Linked DNA regions of Homo sapiens: region 2 is linked to region 1. Evidence: chromatin contacts called from ENCODE Hi-C or POLR2A ChIA-PET data. All regions are on one chromosome and are shown on one strand. The core of a region is the stretch at or near the end of the contact, and the rest is flanking DNA. Distances in the headings are between cores, read along the strand shown.

The links. A loop is a pair of places that touch in the nucleus more often than their neighbours do. ChIA-PET counts read pairs that join two places held with the same protein, here RNA polymerase II (POLR2A). Pooled maps may share reads with other maps.
Region 2: a map of heart left ventricle shows a loop between it and region 1 (2.7-fold over the local background). The contact joins two enhancer-like sites. A Hi-C loop is called at or near these places in 6 of 168 maps with a recorded cell type or tissue (IMR-90, Right ventricle myocardium inferior and heart left ventricle) and 3 of 50 pooled maps. POLR2A ChIA-PET finds 5 or more read pairs at or near these places in 1 of 52 experiments (T-cell).

The regions. Positions count from the first base shown.
Region 1 is chr4:54,940,319-54,945,059 of GRCh38, reverse strand. No RefSeq gene overlaps it. Among named protein-coding and RNA genes, the nearest start is that of LINC02358, 97 kb to the right of the region's middle. Within about 2 kb of position 2,864, at least 9 of the 41 ENCODE cell types and tissues checked have a DNase peak (open chromatin) inside an H3K27ac peak, as active enhancers do.
Region 2 is chr4:54,782,202-54,786,942 of GRCh38, reverse strand. The region is part of intron 2 of LOC105377657 (a long non-coding RNA gene); the gene reads right to left. Among named protein-coding and RNA genes, the nearest start is that of LINC02358, 61 kb to the left of the region's middle. Within about 2 kb of position 2,687, at least 12 of the 41 ENCODE cell types and tissues checked have a DNase peak (open chromatin) inside an H3K27ac peak, as active enhancers do.

The DNA of each region.
Region 1 (4,741 bases), core at 1,615-4,114:
GAGACGTAAAAAGCCGCAGGAGCTCTGCGAAATAGGTGCCAGTGTGTCCCCAAAGCTCCAATTTTCTAGTCCATAACTTGGAAAGCAGAAAGAAAGCTGTGAATCAAAGCTCCAAGGAAATTGTTTATAGCAATGGTGTCAATGAACCAGAACCGAAAGCAGGATGAGGCTCCCAGGCCACCTTCTACTCTTAGGAGCTGTGCTGCAACATACGGTGTGTAGGTCGTGCACTGCACAATAGGCTCAGTGGAGAGGGCAGCTCCCTTTCAGCTCTCCCAGCCCAGCCAGGGGCTCTTTGCAGAGCTGCATTTACCACATGGAAGGGGGATCTTGTTATGCACTTGCCTAGCTGTTGGCCCTAGGGTTCATCTGCTTAGAGAGGCACCTTTTTTTCAGATTCACACAGAGGGACCATATATGCCTACTCTGATTACGAGAAGAACAAAATTACAAACCGATTGACTTTTTAAAGTGGTTTTTTAAAAAATTAAATTGCTTTTAAGGTGTGTTTTAGAATTATTATACATTCAGTGCTATCTCTAATACCTTTCCTATTTGATACTATAGTGATAATAGCTCCCATTTATGTGAACACTGTAGATGCCTGGTGTTGCACTGGGGGCCTGAATCTATTATTTATGATTCTTCCTCCCCTGCCTGCTTTTGCTGTGGTTCACTACAGGGAGAATATTCCTCCTACTTCATTGAATTTGGCCTTGGCCCTGGCCCTGTGATGTTTTGGCCCATGGAATGTGGGCAGAAGTAACAATGTTCTGGTCTTATAGACCAGCTGAGTCTATAAGAGGCATGGTGAGTTGCTGCCAGTCCTCTTGAGGTTCTATCTTCTGCCATGAGAGAAAAGCATGCCACCAGGCAATTGTCACCCTTTGACCTGAAATCGAGACGTGTAAAGCAGACCTGAAACAGACCCAAGCCTAGAGGCCAGAAAAGCTCAGGCAAGAGCAGCTGGGTACATCTAAACTACAGTGAATGGAAACATGAATACAACATGAATATTCATTATTTCAAGTCATGGAGAATGGGGGAATTATTTGTTATGCAGCATCACAGTAATAGTGGACACCTATGATGTGTTTTTTTTTTAAAAAAAGACAAATTGTCACAACCACTCTTTATGTACAGTATTTCCATTTTACATAAAGGAAAACCAAGGGTCTGAGAGGTTAGAAAACTAGTTTAAATTAATAACTGGTATATCCAGTATTAACATCTAGGTCTGCCTGATTCCAAAGCCTGTTCTCTTTCTACCTCCCTCATGTCATATCCAGAATATTGACACTATGCCACCTATAGAGATCCTTAACTAGCAAAAATTATGCTATTATAGCCAATAACTTTGCATTCTACTTACTAGAGCTAGGCAAGGAATCATTTTGCAAGATGGCATCCAAAATGTCTCTCGGCTCAACTGTCAGTTCCATAAAACGTTCTATTAAGCATAATTCATCCTTCCCTTTCTCCTCTATGCACTCCACACTTCCTGTTATTCAGAGTTGTAAGGTTTTAAAGAGGATTCACATTTCTCCAGGCCGAGATTACCTATGGCTGCAATAGAATTTGACTTGCATTTTGTTTGTTGTCAATACAATAAGCCAGAAACAGATGCAGATCATTGAACTGAAGAATGACTTTTCTCTCTTGATGGCACTTTGAGCAGAAAAAACATCTTTGTCTGATGTATTGTTAAATGAAAAAAAAAAAGCAAAGTGCAGAACAATGTGTATTGTACATCATTTGCATATTTTAAAAGCATATATATGTGTATGTATGAATGTTTATATCTACATAGGATGTCTCTGGAAGAATACTCTAGAAATATAATGGCAGTTGCCTCTGGTTTGGGAACATGGTGGCTGATGGGGAGTGAGGGTGGGAGAGAGAATGATTTTTCACTGAATAGTCCTTTAAAGTTTTTTAAATTGGTGTTCAGGTTTATATTATTCCCCAAAATAATGAATACATTTTTTAAAGACAGAAACTACTTCTTCTACGGCCTATCCCTCTTCACTTTATTTAAGCTGTGTCTATTGTGTCTCAGACACACTGACTTTTTGAAGGGACTTGAGAGGAGGAGCTAGCCCAAGAGGAAGAGGCCCTTTCTGGCATGTTCTCTTCCTCTTGATAGTTGAGGTGCATATAAACATCTTCAAAGTCTCCACGGACAACAGAGACAACACGAACTGGAGCCCACTGGCTCCCACAAGTGAAAGTGATTTTCTTCATTCATGACTCAAAGGCTGTAGAGTAAAAAACAAGAACTGATCAGCTGTTTTTTTGTTTTGTTTTGTTTTTTTTTTTTTTTTTTGAGACGGAGTCTCGCTCTGTCGCCCAGGCTGGAGTGCAGTGGCGGGATCTCGGCTCACTGCAAGCTCCGCCTCCCGGGTTCACGCCATTCTCCTGCCTCAGCCTCCCAAGTAGCTGGGACTACAGGCGCCCGCCACTACGCCCGGCTAATTTTTTGTATTTTTAGTAGAGACGGGGTTTCACCGTTTTAGCCGGGATGGTCTCGATCTCCTGACTGTTTTGTTTTTAAAGACCAAACACGTCATCTTATCTTGTTCTGAGTGAGACAGCTACATGATGAACATCCTAAAAGTTGAAGACCTTGGATTTCCACCTGCAAGCCAACGATGTTTTTCTGTTAAATTCTAATCATATTATTAGAGTTTATTAATTGTTTTAACAAACAGACATCTATGTCCATTCATTTTTTTTCAAAGACAGGGTAAATAAATCAACTTTCAAATCATGTCCTTCTGCAAACACCAGCTGCACAGGAAAAGGAAGGCCGCCTGTTAGCAGCCTCTCGCTGAAGGGCTAGGCTGAGGCTGTCGGTGTGCATGCCCAGAGCAGAGCTGTCTGTTAATGAGTCCTACAGCTCACAGGAAAGAACCTCAGCGGAAAGCAAGAAGGCAGAACAATTGTGTGAACTTAGCTCCCTTTCTTATTCTCCAAACATCTGGCCACTGTATGTGTCATTTCTTTGATTCAAACTTGTTCTGGCGTTATTGATAGGGAAAATCTCCACCTGGGGGCTGGAAGGGACTGCTTCTTCATCAAAGAATAGTTAGCACAGACTCACTTTTAATAGCAAAATAATAGAGCAAGTCACTTATAAACCATGTTTCTGAAATTGCCCAGCCATGCTCTGCCAACTCTTTATGGGGAGAATAAGACAAAAGCTGGAAGCAAAGAGAGAGTAAAGAAAGCCCTTACGATTAGGGGTGAAGAAAAAACAAAGCCTGCAAGACGCCATCTTGGTGTTGGCTAACGATGGGGAAAATCTCTGCTGTTTAATATAGTGCATTTATAAACACAGATGTCAGGGACGGCAAGTTTATTTTTGTAGTTCTGCATCTTACATTTCCTCAATTGATTCTCTTTCTTTTCTTCTTCTACGTCAGAACAACCAAACAGGATTCAAGTGATGCATTTGGATGGCTTGCTTCCCTGAATTGTGTCTATATCCATTAACAGGGCAGACACTTAGTTCCACCTGTAGACATGACAGTTTTGTCATCTTCACAACTGTTCCCATTGTCCTGATCCTTATTTCATTTTACTGGGCTACCTTGAATAACAACCCCCTGGGCTTATTTTACTGGCAGTTAAAATCAGTTTTGGTAGTAATTTTGCCTGGAAATCAGCTATTAAGTTTATGTGCTTGTCAAATTTTAACTATATGCCTAATTTAAAAGTACTTAGAGCCACTTAAATTTGGTTGAGTGCCAATGTTAAGATGCAGTCAAATCTCAATGACTGCACACTGCACGCTTAGTTTGCAGCAGACTTCTTTCCCTTCTGTTTCCAACTCTCTTGTTAGCACCTGCACCAGGAAATGGGTGGGTGGGTAGGTGGGTGGGGTGCAGAGAGTGAAGGAAAATGAAAGTGATGCTGAGCCAGCACCACCAAAGGGATACTCAAAGTCTTACCTTTGGGCTCTAAAAATGAAATCAATGGCACAACTTGAGATTGGGAGAGAATAAATTGGCAGCCACATACTTGAAAGACATGCGAGAGTTTGGTTAACTGCAAGCTTAATATCTTAAAAAAACACAAAATTCATGTTAGACTTATACTAACATGCACCGTTCTAAATGTTTCATAAATATTAACTCTTTTCATTCTCACAGCAACTTTATGAGGTAAATACTATCATTATACCCAATTATCAGATGGAAAATTGAGGTATGAAGAGAATAACTTGCATATAGTTACATTGCTAGAAAGTTCCAGGGTCAGAATTCAAATTCAGCCATTCTGGCTCCAGAATCCACGCTCTGAAGGCTGCACCTTCCTCTGAGCCAGCAGCGGGGTACAGCCACTACAAAACAAATACAGAGTATGTTCCTGTTTGATGTTATCGCTGGCTGAAGCTCTTTGCAATAAATGTCATAAAGCTCAAAGTCTCTATGAAAAGAATAATAGATGTCCAAAGCCAGTTCAATTCTTTCAAATAATAGCAACAAAATAAAATTAGGGAATCTTAAAAATAATTAATATTATCCTTAATATCAACTAGAAATATAAGGGTAAAATTTCAAGCCAAATTAACTTTTCCGGGTCTTCAACTTCTCATCTGCCCAGTGCTTGGTAAGAGCTAGATAATTTCCTAATTCTTTCACATTTTAAGATTCTTATGTTCTCCCACATGATCTTTCAGGTCAGTGATGTCTCCATTTATTCAGTCATACAGAGAATTGGTGTTTTTCCAGCATTA
Region 2 (4,741 bases), core at 1,438-3,937, 160 kb after region 1:
AAAGATGCTCAACATCACTAATCATCAGGGAAATGTGAATCAAAGCCACAGTGAGATATCACCTCACACCCATTGATATGGTTATTGTCAAAAACAAAACAAGGCTGGGAGTAGTGGCTCACATGTGTAATGCCAGTACTGTGAGAGGCCAAGGCAGGAGGATCACTTGAGGCCAGAAGCTCAAGACCAGCCTGAGCGAAACAGTAAGACCCCGTCTCTTCAAAAAATTAAAAAATTAGCTGGGCATGGTGGTGTGCCCGTAAAATCTCAGCTACTTGGAAGGCTGAGGTGGGAGGATCGCTTGAGTCCAGGAGTTCGAGGCTGCAGTGAACTATGATCACACCACTACACACCAGCCTGGGTGACAGAGCAAGACCTTGTCTCAAAAATAAATAAATAAATCAGACAAAAAAGATTAAAATGTTGGTGAGACTGTGGAGAAATTGGAATTTTTATATACTGTTAGTGGGAATGTAAAACAGTGCAGCCAATATAGAAAACAGTATAAAGTTTCCTCAAAAAATAAAAAATAGAACTACCATATGTTCCAGCAATTCCACTACTGGGTATATCCCAAAAGAATTGAAATTAGAATCTTGCAGGGATATCTGTACTCCCATGTCCATTGCAGCAGTATTAGCAATAGCCAAGACATGGAAGCAACCAAAATGTTCACTGGCAGATGAATGGATAAAAAAATATGGTATATATATACAATGGAATATTATTCAGCCTTTAAAAAGAAGAAAATCCTGTCACTTGAGACAACATGGATGAACCCGGAGGACATTATGCTAAGTGAAATGAGCCAGTCACAGAAGACAAATACTGCATGATTCCACTTCTATGAGGTACCTAAAATAGTCAGACTCACACAAGCAGAAAATAGAAGTGACTACCAGGAGCTGAGCTGGGGGGAGTAGGTTGGGACTTGTTCAGTTGATATAAAGTTTTGGTTATGCAGGAGAAATAACTTCTAGAGATCTGCTGTACAGCATAGCACCCATAGTGAATGGTACTGTATTATGCCCTTAAACATTTGTTATGAGGTTAGATCTCATGTTAAGCACTCTTGCCAAAAACAAACAACACAAAACAAAGAAAAAGGAAAAAAACAGTGGAGGGAGGACACAGGGAAACTTTTAAAGGTGATGGAGATGTCTATTACCTTGATTGTGGTGATAGTTTTATAGGTGTATGCATATGTCCAAACTCTTCAAATTATATGCATTAAACGTACATAGTTTTAATATATCAATTATATCTCAATAAAACTATTAAAAAACAAATCAAATTAACTTCAGTACTATATATTATTTAACCTGTCATATATTTAAAAATATCATTTCAGCATGTAATCAACATAAAAATTATTAAGTATTTTCACAGTCCTTTTTTCATACTAAACCTTTGGAAACTGTTGCATATTTTATACTAACAACACATCCCAGTTCGAGACACCTATATTTCTAGTACTCAGTTGCCACATGTGGTCATGGCCACTGTAGTAGACAGTGCAGCTCTGTGGCCTCAGCCCACAGAGATGAGCCTAGGATGCTTTGCATTGCAGAACTGTCTTTCTCTTAACGCTTGAGCTATTGGGAAATCAGAGCCATGTTATTTATCATGAAAGAGCATTTGATTAAAAGTATAAAATATCCTAGGTCAGATGGCTCACTGTAGTTGCAGGGGAGACAGTGAATTGCTGACCATGCACTGTGATACATCAAAATATAGGGACATTCAGGCACCTCCTCAGCCTACTGAATCAGGATCTTTGGGGTGAGTCTAGAAAACAGATTTTTAAGTACAGGTTTTAATATGATAATAAGTGGTGCCTGTTATTAATGGGAGGACATTGAATCCCAGAGAGAATGAATGACTCACTCATGTTCTTCTCATAGTTAGGGGTCAGCTAGACCTAGAACCTCACTTGGACCCACTAGACACCTTTCCACGCCCTCACCACAATCACTGCCAACTGCTATTCCAGCACAATTCTTGCCAAGAAAATACCTGCTGTCATGTGACAGGTATCAGCACACTTTAGGAGCAGTCAAGACAACTTCCTAAGAAGGTAAACTATATTTTCCCAACTTACCAAATTAGAGTAAGAAGAATAGATTTCTTCCTTTAATCTGGCTTTGTCTCAGACTGGAAGTGCTCTCTTGTCCAGTTAGAAACTAATCGTGATAAAATTAGTAGGCCAGAAGGACACTCATGGCCCATCTTTAACAGGATTTATAGCCCTGGTTCCTTTTCTTGTTGCCTCTGTGGAAATGTGCAAGCATACACATAGTTAGGAAGGTTTGAAGGAAATGCCTTAGAGAAGTCTCAGTGACCAAGAAAAGCTAGTCAAATTGCCAGCTTCGGCCACAGCCATGTGTTAAAATGCTCTGCAGACCCAAGTGTGATCATGAAACAAGTACAGCAAGAACAGCAGGTCTGTAAACATCCTGATGACAATGGGGAACAAACAGCTGGGCCGAGACCAGATCGGTTCAGGCAAATGTGCTCGTGCTTTTGATCCAAGTGCAAGATGAGCGGATGCAGGGGAGGCGGCAGCTGCGGCACAGCTGGACTCAGGAGGCATGTGATAGCGTGACTTGCAAATCATGCTGGAAAAATTCATTCTACTAAGCTTGGACGTGAACACAGTCACGTGGGGCCCATCAGCTCACACACTGCAGCCAAGAGCGAGACAGAAATGCAACCGGGCTAATAAGAGGCGTCAGGCCCACTTCTAGTTGGACACGGCTGTCTTTCAGGGAAGGAATGGGACAGGAAATGCACTATATTTGGAAATGACTCTAAATTTAGAATGAAAGACTGACTTGAGAATACTGAAAACTTGATTGAGAGATACTTAAATGTATTTTATAAGCATGGAAGGCATTTACTGGGGTCTCTACCATAGTGTTTTTTGCTTGTTTGTTTGTTCGTTGAAGACAAGGTCTCACTGTGTCACCCAGACTGGAGTGCAGTGGCACAATCACAGCTCACTGCAGCCTCAACCTCCTGGGCTCAAGTGTTCCTCATGCGTCAGCCTCCAGAGTAGCTGAGGCTACTTGACCACAGGCAAGCACCACATGCCTGGCTAATTAAAAAAATTTTTTTTTGTAGAGATGGTATCTCCCTGTGTTGCCCTGGCTGGTCTCAAACTCTTGGGCTAAAGTGATCCTTCCACTTCAGCCTCCTAAAGTGCTGGGATTGCAGTTGGGAGCCACAGCTCCTGGCTTCATAGTGTTTAATATGAAAGGCTATTCTGATCTTTCCTACTGGTCTAGCACTTTGGGGTTTGCAAAGAGCCTTACATTCACTTTCACTTCACCAATGAGTAAATAAGCCTCAGAAAAACTGAGTAAATACTAGAGCTCCAGTGGCGCAATCGGTTAGCGCGCGGTACTTATACAGAAAAACTGAGTAAATACTGAATGTATGTGTGTGTAGACATACAATATTACATGATGTGCTATTAATATAGCATGTGTATATATACTGTTTTACACATATTTATATATATTATCATACTATATATGCATATATGCATACTATTATAATCATTCATTTAACAAATATTTATTGAGCAATTACTTAGGTACCGGGCACAGTGCAGTATATCAACAAGGGTAAGGGATGCAGACATTGCAACTCTCATGGAACTCAGAGCCTAGTTAGGAAGAAAACCATTGCATAAACAATCACAACATAAATATGATTAGAGTCTGGAGTAAGTGCTACAAAAGAAAAGTCTAAGAGGTCACAAGAGTATAAGAAGAGGGTCTGCCTTGCCTGGAGCATCAGATGCTCCCCTGAGGAAGGAGCCTGTGAGCTGAGCGGTCCGGATGAGCAGGTGTTTTCTACAGTCTGTGCATTGTGTCTGCTGAGAATCTGGAAATTAAAAATGCTGCTGTTGGGGGTTTCACCATGTACGGACGAGGCAGGAGTTCCTCCAAAAAATACAAATTCCATGAGGTTAAATCAGACCTCTCAGCCCCAATCAAAAGGTAAGGACTTCGTGGAAGCTAAGGTCAAAGTCCAATCGATTTAATAGACCCTGAGAATGTAACATCCTATGGAAGCTGAAATCTAAGTGCAGGTTAGTTCTCCCAATTGCTTTCTGCCCTTTAAGGTTAGAGAAAGATGACAGCAAGAAGCATAAAACTCAGTTGTGGCTCTCAGAGCAGTCCTTGTTTTGAGGTTTTCTTTTTTCTGTCTTCTCCTTTCCCCCCTGTCTCCTCTCTGTCTTTGTCCTCCTTCCTCTACCTTCTTTATTTTTCACTGTTATAGATTAGTACCATCTATTCTATTAATATTGACTATAAATGCATGTTTTCTTCATGTTAAATGCCTATCAATTGTCTTCTACCTTCCAAAAGTTAAAAATGTATATATGATATGGCAAAACTTGTGCTAGATCACAAAAGCAAGCTTTCATTTTGATTTACACAGGTATGTGTGTACACACAAACACACTAAATACAAAGGGTTGCTGCTATAGGCTAGCATAAATAGCTTCCTGATTCTTAACACATCAGGTAATATAAATTCTGGTAAGCTCAGACTGCCTCTATATGTTCATATCAATTAGCCTTAAGGGTCTTTTTCTGAAGCACACGGTAAAATCAACACAGCATTAGGAGCTATTTTCTCAAAAACAAAGAGTTTGAATTCTTGCTGTAGTAGTTCTGAAGTAAAAGAGAGGCTCCTTGCCCCTCGTTGTTCAAAGTCATCCATTTCC